Linked DNA regions of Homo sapiens: region 2 is linked to region 1. Evidence: chromatin contacts called from ENCODE Hi-C or POLR2A ChIA-PET data. All regions are on one chromosome and are shown on one strand. Each heading gives the region's core, a stretch centred on a gene start or an enhancer-like site at or near the end of the contact. The rest is flanking DNA. Distances are from core to core; before and after follow the strand shown. Region 1 holds the start of ASPSCR1 (ASPSCR1 tether for SLC2A4, UBX domain containing). Region 2 holds the start of FN3KRP (fructosamine 3 kinase related protein).

Region 1 (5,261 bases), core at 1-2,500:
CCCTGTAGTTCTGCAACCTGCCTTAAACTTGCCTAGCACAAGCTACCCCCTGGCTCTGGCACGGTTCTGTGCACCTGCTGCCACTGCCTGCACCGCCTCCGCCCCTCTTCTCCATAAAAAGCCAAAGCCGTGGCCTTGCACCAAGGGGTCCCGCGCAGCCTCTGCGGGAGCGCCCCACTTCCGCACTCTGCACGCCTGGCACCAACAGCCTCCTGGCTGCGCCCTCCACCTGCCCAGGCCTGGGGACCCCACGCCGTGGGCTGCTCCCGCAAACTCCGAGTCGTGTGCACCTTCGGATCCTCACGGTCCCCCACGCAGCAGAGGCTCAATAAATACTTTTTTTTTTTTTTTTTGATATGGAGTCTCGCTCTGTCTCCCAGGCTGGAGTGCAGTAGCGCGATCTCGGCTCACTGCAAGCTCTGCCTCCCAGGTTCACGCCATTCTCCTGCCTCAGCCTCCCGAGTAGCTGGGACTACAGGCGCCCGCCACCACGCCCGGCTAAATTTTTTTGTATTTTTTTAGTACAGACGGGGTTTCACCGTTTTAGCCAGGATGGTCTTGATCTCTTGACCTCGTGATCCACCCGCCTCGGCATCCCACAGTGCTGGGATTTACAGGCGTGAGCCACCGCGCCCAGCCAATACTTTTACATTTAATTGATTCGCGGTCACAAGGTGCCCAAGTAAAAGTGCAGTGAGTGACTCGGCAAAAATCGCTTCCAGGCCCCACGGCCGGGACATCTGCCACCGCGCAACCCGGGCTCCCGCTCCGGGGGACGCCCCGGAATGGGAACGCGGGTCTAGGGCTCCACTCCTCCCTCTTCCCGGCGCCCTCGCGAGCTGGGCTCGGCCGGGCGCCGAGTACTCGATGCGGGTGACACGCGGCGCCGTTCTACCTCACCCCTGGGAAGGCTCGCCACCGCCCCGCCCCCACTCGGGACCCCCGGGACCCCCGGGACCCCAGCGGAAGCGCAGGTGACGGCGAGCAGGGGGCGGGGCCGCCGCTCAGGAGGCCGCTCATTGGCCGCCGAGGCCCCGCCCCCGAACACCGGGACGCCGACCGCAATGGGCGGGGCCTCGGCGCAGCGCCCCCCGCCCGCCTACCCGTCCGCCCCGGGCGGGCGGCCGCACCTGAAGCAGCACGGTGCTCGGCGTCACCTTCACCGTGTGGCGCCGGCCGTTCGGGGCCAGCACCGACACCGCGGAGCCTCCGCCGCCTGCCGGGGCCGCCATTTTCCGCTCACGTGACCCGCCGCCGGGCCGGCGTCAAACAACTTTATCGGCAACAGCCAGGACGCGCAGCCACGCGGCCAGGGGGCGGGGCCGCAGCGCACTTCCGGGTCCTGCCAGGCCCCGCCCTTTCCCCACCCACGGCGCCCCGGCCCCGCCCTTGGGCCGCCAAAGCCCGCGCCAGACCCGGAAAGCGCGGTCGTCCTCTGCCTCCGGGAAGCGCGGCTTGGATGGGCTCGCCGGGGCCAGGCTGGGCCGGGGCTGGGCGCGCGGTCACCCCCGGTGAGCGGCACTGAGCCCCGGGGTCCCAGCGGTCCGCGCTCGCCCACCCTCGCTTCGTCCCTGACACGTCCCCAGCTCGGTGCCCTGCTCTCCCCCGACCCTCCCGGCTTCCTCCACTCCAGCAGCTGAGCCTCTTCCCTGCCCACCTGTCCCTGTGGTCAGCGTCCACCTCCTGACCTTATGGTTTGGGGCAGTCCCCCCGCCCCTGTACGGATCCTCCCTGGGTGTTGGGACTCGTGGCCCTCAGTCTAGACCTGATTTCTTTCATCCTAAAATGGGAGTGCAGAATCTGGCAGCCCTAGGGCTGCCGCGACGGTCCCTAAACCTGAGGGTAGGAAAGGCGGGAGACCGGTTTCAGAACCGTGGGGTGAGCGAACTTGAGTCTCACCGGAGCTCCTGCCGACCCACAGGCACTCAAGGACTTCCCGCACCAACCCATGCTGAGGAGGGGCTTGGTGGCAGCCTCAGGAAACACTCCCATCGCCAGCCACCGCAGCAGGGAAAGCACCTGGCCTCACCAGCTCCAGGCTTCCAGAAGGAGCTGCCCTCCTGACTCGCAGCCGTCGAATGTGCTTAGCTCCCAGCACCTGGGCCACTCATGGACAGCACTCGCACGTGTTCCGCCCCGCCCCCCACCTCCATGGCTCAGCCGGGCCTTGGCACTCCTCTCTCCATGTGCCTGCCTGTCTCTGCGGACTCCTGGCTAGGGCTCAGCTGCCCAGTAGCCTGTGGAAGGGGGAACTGGTGCAGTTATCAGTCAATCCTCCCACAGGGCTGGGATTACACACGTGAGCCACCGCACCCGGCAGTCATTGCTGAGTCTAAGGACATCTCTGCATGGGTGCTGTTGTGCCTTCCTGTCGATGACATATCCATGTCACCCACACACACCTGTATGCTGACAAACACGGACATCTATGTACATTGGAGAAACCTGGGGAAAGCCCCAGGCTAGCCATAGCCCTCCCATCCAGCCAGCCAGTCCCATGCTCTGTGCAACCTCAGAACCTTACTGAGCCACACATCACCTGGTGGGTTTTAATTCTTTAGTGGCGTTTTTGAAGAGTCTGTTCCTATTTTCCTTAGACTGTCCCACAGTCTGGATCCTTGGTTAAACGTTTGGGGCAATGATGAAGGGAGGTGACAAGTCAGCAGGAGGTGCAGGACATCAGCGTGGCCATGAGTGAGGACGTGAAGTTGAACCACTTGGTCAGCTTTGGGTCTGCTGAATTCCTCCATGGTCAAGGTCCGTGGCTCCTTGTGGAGTAATTAAGGCATGCGTGAGGTCATTCTCTGAGACCACAAGCATCAAGTTTTCCCAATAACCATTTGCCCAACAGTTTTAGCATCAGTTAATGAGTAGATTCAGTGTTAAACCGTAAAGCTGCAAAATCATGGCTTCCCAAGTTTATTGTTTCTTCTACATTTATAGTCACTTTCGGTCAAGCTTCCCCTTCTTTAAAAAGTTATTAAATATTTGGGAGGCTGAGGCAGGAGAATGGCGTGAATCCGGGAGGCAGAGCTCGCAGTGAGCTGAGATCACGCCACTGTACTCCAGCCTGGGAGACGGAGCAAGACTCTGTCTCAAAAAAAAAAAAAAAAAAAAAATTAAATATGGCCAGGCGCGGTGGCTCACGCCTGTAATCCCAGCACTTTGGGAGGCTGAGTTGGGCAGATCACAAGGTCAAGAGATTGAGACCATCTTGGCCAACATGGTGAAATCCTGTCTCTACTTAAAAAAAAAGTACAAAAATTAGCCGGGCATGGCGGTGCGTGCCTGTAATCCCAGCTATTCGGGACACTGAGGTAGGAGAATCACTTGAACCTGGGAGATGGAGGTTGCAACGAGCCAAGATCGCACCATTGCACTCCAGCCTGGGCGACAAGAGTGAAACCCCATCTTGAAATATATATATTTATTAATATGAATTCATGTATTTTTTTCATTCAGTCAGCATTCTTTTTGATGCTCAAATTGGTCCGAATTTGGCCAGTGAGACCTCCTTTAAGCTGGCTCCTATGCTTTTTTTGATAGGAGGGATGATCTTTTATCCTGATATTATTTCAAACTTAGCCGAGCAAGGTGGCTCACACCTGTAGTCTTAGCTACTCCGGTGGCCGAGGCAGGAGAATTACTTAAGTTCCAGCCTTAGTGAACCACTATTCATGCCTATGAATAACTACTGCACCCCAGCCCGAGCAACGTAGTACGATACCGTCTCAAAAAAGGAGAAGGAGAAGAAAGAAGAAGAGGGAGGAGGAAGGAAGAAAGAGAAGAAAAGTTTGCAAAAGCAAGAATTCCTGCTGTATATCTTTTTTTTTTTTTTTTTTTTTTGGAGATGGAGTCTCCCTCTGTCGCCAGGCTGGAGTGCAGTGGCGAAATCTCAGCTCACTGCAACCTCTGCCTCCCGGGTTCAAGCGATTCTTCTGCCTCAGCCTCCCGAGTAGCTGGGACTACAGGTGTGCAGCACCACACCCAGCTAGTTGTTGTTTTGTTTTGTTTTGTTTTTTGAGACGGAGTCTCGCTCTGTTGCCCAGGCTGGAGTGCAGTGGTGCAATCTCGGCTCACTGCAAGCTCCGCCTCCCGGGTTCACATCATTCTCCTGCCTCAGCCTCCCGAGTAGCTGGGACTACAGGCACCTGCCACCATGCCCGGCTAATTTTTTGTATTTTTAGTAGACATGGGGTTTCACCATGTTAGCCAGGATGGTCTCAATCTCCTGACCTCGTGATCCACCCGCCTCAGCCTCCCAAAGTGCTGGGATTACAGGTGTGAGCCACCACGCCCAGCCTCCTGTATATCTTTTAGCCAGATAAATCAGTGTTTACATGTCACCCCATTTGTTTTATCATATTCTCTTTCTCTCTCTCCATATACATGTAAAAACTTTTTCTGGCCAGGCACAGTGGCTTACACCTATAATCCCAGCACTTTGGGAGGCCAAAGTAGGAGGATCATTTGAGCCTAGGAGTTTGAGACCACCCTAGGCAACATAGTGAGACCCCAGCTCTACAAAAAATACAAAGGTTAGCTAGGCATGGTGGCATGTCCCTGTAGTCCCAGCGATTTGAGAGATTGAGGCAGGAGGATCACTTGAGCCCAGGAGGTCGAGGCTGCAGTAAAGACATTGAGCACCTTCGCCACTAAATACTTCAGTTTTTCTCTTTCCTAAGAATAAGGCCAGTCTCAACCAGGTGCAGTGGCTCACGCCTGTAATCCCAGCATTTTGGGAGACCAAGGCGGGTGGATCACCTGAGGTCAGGAGTTCAAAACCAGCCTGGCCAACATGGTGAAACCCTATCTCTACAAAAAATACAAAAAGTAGCTGGGCGTGATGGCAGGTGCCTGTAATTCCAGCTACTTGGGAGGCTGAGGTGGGAGAATTGCTTGATTGTGGGAGGTGGAGGTTACAGTGAGCCAAGATCACGCCATTGCACTCCAGCCTTGGCGACAGAGTGAGACTCAGTCTCAAAAAAATAAATAAATAAAATAAGGCCAGTCTCTTATATAGCCACCATAATTTCATACAAAATTGGGAAATCTAATGTTGGTATCATACTCTGAGTTAATCCACAGTTAATTGTCCAAGTGTGGACATCTTTCCTGCATCCTTTTGGCATTTCCATTATTCTTTGGGCATCTCCTCTCTGCCCAAGCCCTGAAGTCAGCCATTTTTCAGAGAAACCCCAATCCCTTTTACAAGGAAATGGGATTTAGAGACCAAGTTCTGGGTGCTGAGTGTGCTCATG
Region 2 (5,261 bases), core at 1,255-3,754, 740 kb before region 1:
CATGAAGCCAGCTGGGGGGTGGTGTGAACACACACCTGCTCAGATAATAAAGCCAGCCAGTGGGTGGTGTGAAGACACACATAATAAAACAAGGTGTGAAGACACACCTGCTCAGGTAATAAAGCCAGGTGGGGGGTGGTGTGAAGATGCACCTGCTCAGATGCCTCATGTCCATGTGCTCCATCACCAGCACGCTCCCGCCGCCTGGGGCATCCAGAACCTTGATGGGCTTGGGCACTTTCACCGTGTTTGTTTTCAGGATGGCAGTTAAACTTGCCATCTCACCTTCAAACATTCTTCTGGCCTGTCAGAAAAATACGAGAGGAAGTGGAAATACAGGGAGGCAAGGTTACTTCCGGAAGGTTCTGTAGATATGTTTTCCTCTAGCATTACAACTTCAAACCAAGACTATCCTGACTGAGGATTCCATACACATGGACAGTGTTTTCAAACACACTTGCCAACAGGGTAGGCTACAGGTTCAGAGGCTGTACTGGAAGAAGAGGGCTTGAGCTTTCCAGTGTTGGACTACACTTGTGTGCTGTGGTTGAATTGGGAGGTTCTCTGGAGAGAGGAAAATCGAAGGCACTAATATTCCACTAAGATCCGGCAACAGTGGGACTGTGAACATGGGTTACCTGTCAGTGTCCTCAGACGACACCTCAACTGCAGTCCTGTTCCACCTACAGGACACAGACTCACCCGACCTCTCAGGTGCAGGCGGCACCCTGGCTGCCTATGCCAGTGACCTGGGGTCACTTTTCACCTGAAGAGACCACCAAGTTCCATGCCACCTCCTGCCCAGCACTGGAAACCACCTCATCTTGAGATGCCGTTTCCATCCAACTCCCCGGGACCACAGCAACTCCTCCCTTGGGTCCCCCTGGCTCACCACACAGCAGTGATCCCTAGAGTAGAAGTCAGAGCCAGCGGCCTTTCCTTTCCTCCTGCTACACACACCACTGCCCTGCCTGCTCTCCCATCCTCATCTGGGGCTCCACCCTTACACACACAGACACATAACACACACACACAACATATACAGACACACAACACACACACAACACATACAGACACACAACACACACAACATACGACTTACAGACACACCATACACACACAACACACAGACACACACACACAACATACACAGCAGTGATCCCCGCAGAACAGGTCAGGGCCAGCGGCCTTTCTTTTTCTCCTGAGACACACACCACTGCCCTGCCCACTCTCCCATCCTCACCTGGGGCTCCACCCTTACACACACACAGACACACAATACATACACACAACATACAAACATTACAAACATACACACATACAACGTACACACACACAACATACACATAGACACACACACTCTCCTCGTGCTCCTGACTTCCAGCTGTCTTCATCCTTCTTTCAGTTCTTCAGAGTCCCCACCTCCTCAGCCTCAGAGCCCCACCACAGCTGCCATGTCACCGCTGCTAGGAACACTCTTTTTTTTTTGAGACGGAGTCTCATTCAGTCACCCAGCAGGCTGGAGTGCAGTGGCGCGATCTCGACTCACTGCAACCTCTGCCTCCTGGGTTCAAGCGATTCTTCTGCCTCAGCCTCCCGAGTAGCTGGGATTACAGGCGCCCGCCACCACGCCCAGCTAATTTTTGTATTTTTAATAGAGACGGGGGTTTCACCTTGTTGGCCAGGCTGGTCTCGAACTCCTGACTTCGCGCTCCACCCACCTCTGTCTCCCAAAGTGCTGGGATTACAGGCGTGAGCCACCGCGCCCGGCCCGAGAATGAGTCTAACAGAAGGACAGAGCATGCCAGGGTGTGGTGAGGCGCAGCAGCTGGCCTGGGGGCAGCACCTTCGCCCCGTTTCACAACGTACTGACCGAGGCTCACGGGGGATGGACACCTCCAGAGTCACTTAAGCTGAGGACTTAAGCAGCTTCCCCGGCTAGAACGACCCCACTTAACCAGCACCGCAGGGCAGGAACCCCGGGAGCAAGACTGCAGCAGCCAGTCCCGCCCCATTTCACGTAGCGCCCCCGAGAGAAAGTTCACGGAGAACAGGAGGTGTGGGGCGGCCGCGGTTCCTGCTCCGGACAGTTCCCCGCAGGTGCAAACTCCTCCGGACGCCCCGGACGCTTCCGCCGCCCCCGTTCACCGCTCGCCCCGCGCAAAGGGTTCCCCGCAAGGGGCGGCGGCGGCAGTCCCGGGAGAGCCACCCACGGCCTCCGGCGGGAGAAGCCCAGGCCGCGCCCCGCGCCGAGGCCCGCGACCCTCTCCGGAAAGAAACCGGTCCCCCGGCCCGCCCGACCCGCTGCCTGACCTCCGCCTTGGGGTTCACTTTCACGAACACTCGTCCTTGATCCGTGTCGTAGCTCCGGCCCTGGCTGATGCACCCGCCCCCCGAGTGGCCCGTGGCCCTGACAGAGCTGCAGCCCAGCTCGCGCCTCAGGAGCTCCTCCATGTTCCCGCCGCGGCCGCGGACCCGCCCCGGATCTGGCGGAGACTCGAGAGACGGCGGCCGAGCGGGCAAACATGAGTCCGCGCGAGGATTGGGCGGGGGGCGGGTGGGGGCGGGGCCCGGCCGCAGAGACAAGCGCTAGGATTGGGTGGCGGGAAGGGGCGGGCGTGGCCGCAGAGATGAGCGCTGGGATTGAGGGGCGGGAAGGGGAGGGGCCGGGAGGCAGGTAGGCGCGGGGGATTGGGTGGGGGTGAGATGACGTCAGGGGGCGGGGCCTGACCGACCCCGACCCAGACGGTTTGGGTTCAACTCTCCTGCACAAAATAAGTGGAAATGCTGATGGAAATAGTTAGAATATATTTTCTAAAGAGCTGACCCACTAGCAAGGGGCATCAGCCCAAGGTCTGGGTGCCGGGAGCCCAGAATGTTAAGATTGCTTTCGCCCGGGCGTTTGCTGAACCCGAGGAACAGAGCTCCTGATGTGGGGAGTGGCGGGCGCGCTCGGGGTGCACGTGCAACGGAGACACCGCCCCTAAACCTGGGGCCCTGAGGCTAACAGCTAACAGTGGCCCTGCCGTTACGGCCAGTGTCAGGTGCCAGCTGGGCTGGACCAGGAATTCCCAGAAACCTGGCAAGGCATGATTTGGGGTGGGTCGTGCTGAGGGCCACACCATCCGCTTCCCCGCTTCTGAGGCCTTCCGACCTGGGCTGAGCCCGGCTACCCGAGTCCCGGGGTCTCCGGCTCACAGACTTCTCGGCCTCCGTAATTGCAAACGCCAGCTCCCCCAGTCCATCTCCTGTCCTGGATCTACGTCTATATCCTACTGGATCCGTCTCTCTGGAGAACCCTAATACAGCTGTCAACACAAGGATGAACTAACTACAAGAAGGCCTGAATAGGAACTCTCCCAGGGGACGAAGAGGTTTCAGCCTTCAGCAAAGGATGGTTCATAGAAACCGTTCGCATAGTCGGCCCTCCACGGACTGCAACCCTAGTTAATATTACCTACAGTAAACAAAAAATTCAAGTATAGATTTTAGTCTAAAGCAAATAGGAAATGTCGCTTCCCTGGACGTTGGGAGAAGCAAACACGAATCCTCTCCTGAGGCCGGAAGCGGTGGCTCACGCCTGTAATCCCAGCACTTTGGGAGGCTGAGGCGGGCGGATCATTTTATAACTATCTATTAAATGGTACATATGTGTGTGTTCACGCACTTTTCTGTGTGTATACCGCATTTCATAATTTTAAAAAGCAAAAAAGATTAGCGGGGCGTGGTGGCGGGCGCTTGTAATCCCAGATACTCGGGAGGCTGAGGCAGGAGAATCGCTTGAACCCGGGAGGCGGAGGTTGCAGTGAGCTGAGATCCCGCCATTGCACTCCAGCCTGGGTGACAAGAGCAAAACTCCGTCTCAAAAAAAAAAAAGGCAAAAAAGAACAGATGAAAATCCGCAGATGGTAATAGATAAATCAAGGAACACATTAGAGAAGAGTGAGAGAATTAAAAGGTGCTCCAAAGGCGGTGGAGTGGGTGAACCACTCCCTGTATGCTCCTCCCCTCGGGCCAGGGCCTGCGGATGTCCCTGTTTTAATCTGTGGCCTTGACCGTTTGGACATTTTAACTCCATGCCATGAACATGAAGATTTTCATCAGAACTATGCCACCGTTAAGTTTTTGTTGAGAAACTTTTTTTTTTTTTTTTTTGAGATGGAGTCTTGCTCTGTCGCCCAGGCGGGAGTGCAGTGGTGCAATCTCAGCTCACTGCAACCTCTGCCTCCCAGGTTCAAGCGATTCTCCTGCCTTAGCCTCCTGAGTAGCTGGGATTACAGGCGCACACCACCATGACTGGCTAATTTTTGTGTTTTTGTGGAGATGGGGTTTTGCCATGTTGGCCAGGCTGGTCTCAAACTCCTGACCTCAGGCGATCTGCCTGCCTTGGCCTCCCAAAGTGCTGGGATTACAGGCATGAGCCACTGTGCCCGGCCGAGAAAGCATTTTTAGGAGTGACTTTTGGGCCGGGTGCGGTGGCTCACGCCTGAAATCCCAGCACTTTGGGAGGCCGAGGCAGGTGGGTCACAAGGTCAGGAGATCGAGACCGTCTTGGCTTATTCGGTGAAATCCTGTTTCTACTAAAAACACACACACACAAAAAAATTAGCCACACGTGGTGGCAGGCGCCTGTAGTCCCAGCTACTCGGGAGGCTGAGGCAGGAGAATGGCGTGAACCCGGGAGGCGGAGCTTGCAGTGAGCCGAGATCGCACCACTGCTCTCCATTGCACTCCAGCCTGGCAACAGAGCGAGACTCCGTCTCAAAAAAAAAAAAAAAAAAAAAAAGAGTGACTTTTGGCCAGGCACTGTGGCTCACGCCTGTAATCCCAGCTACTCAGGAGGCTGAGGCGGGAGAATCGCTTGAACCCGGGAGGCGGAGGTTGCAGTGAGCCGAGATCGCACCACTGCACTCCAGCCTGGGTAATAGAGTGTGAGACTCCATCTCAAAAAAAAAAGCAAAAAAGAAAAAAAGTGACTTTCATCTAGCTAATTTAATTCCTAACCAATTTTCTTTTTTGTCCATTCAAATGGTTTATAAATGACTTTTTCCATTTTCATTTTCAATTGAATGATATTATCTTCATCATATCAGTTTAAGTTTTCAGTCCATTTTTCCTGTCTACATGGAATTGCCGACTGCACAAAGAACACATGAGGGCTCTCTCAAGGCCATCATTTCCGCGGAGTCCCATTTCCTGACTCAAATGACAAGCTCTCAACTTTCTACTCAAGATCATTGAAACATCTGTGTTGATTATTT

Evidence for each region. Hi-C counts contacts between places; a loop is a spot of excess contacts on that map. ChIA-PET counts read pairs that join two places held with the same protein, here RNA polymerase II (POLR2A). Pooled maps may share reads with other maps.
Region 2: a loop to region 1 is called in a map of CD8-positive, alpha-beta T cell, with 18 times the contacts of the local background. The contact joins the promoter of FN3KRP here to the promoter of ASPSCR1 in region 1. A Hi-C loop is called at or near these places in 1 of 168 maps with a recorded cell type or tissue (CD8-positive, alpha-beta T cell) and 6 of 50 pooled maps. POLR2A ChIA-PET finds 5 or more read pairs at or near these places in 1 of 52 experiments (MCF 10A).

The regions. Positions count from the first base shown.
Region 1 is chr17:81,973,618-81,978,878 of GRCh38, reverse strand. ASPSCR1 (ASPSCR1 tether for SLC2A4, UBX domain containing) reads right to left here and starts at 1,250. Exons shown (of 16, transcript NM_024083.4): 1 at 1,131-1,250. The coding sequence starts at 1,232. It overlaps LOC105371939 (a long non-coding RNA gene), which reads left to right and starts at 1,394. Exons shown (of 2, transcript XR_933953.4): 1 at 1,394-1,511; 2 at 1,922-2,911. LOC124904087 (a long non-coding RNA gene) reads right to left here. Exons shown (of 2, transcript XR_007065951.1): 2 at 2,544-2,768. RefSeq lists a silencer at 755-1,614 and enhancers at 1,093-1,864, 1,865-2,638.
Region 2 is chr17:82,713,949-82,719,209 of GRCh38, reverse strand. It overlaps FN3KRP (fructosamine 3 kinase related protein), which reads right to left and starts at 2,504. Exons shown (of 6, transcript NM_024619.4): 1 at 2,314-2,504; 2 at 153-304. The coding sequence starts at 2,454. LOC101929552 (a long non-coding RNA gene) reads left to right here and starts at 2,957. Exons shown (of 2, transcript NR_136400.1): 1 at 2,957-3,643; 2 at 5,094-5,261. RefSeq lists silencers at 2,178-2,267, 2,348-2,427, 2,448-2,687.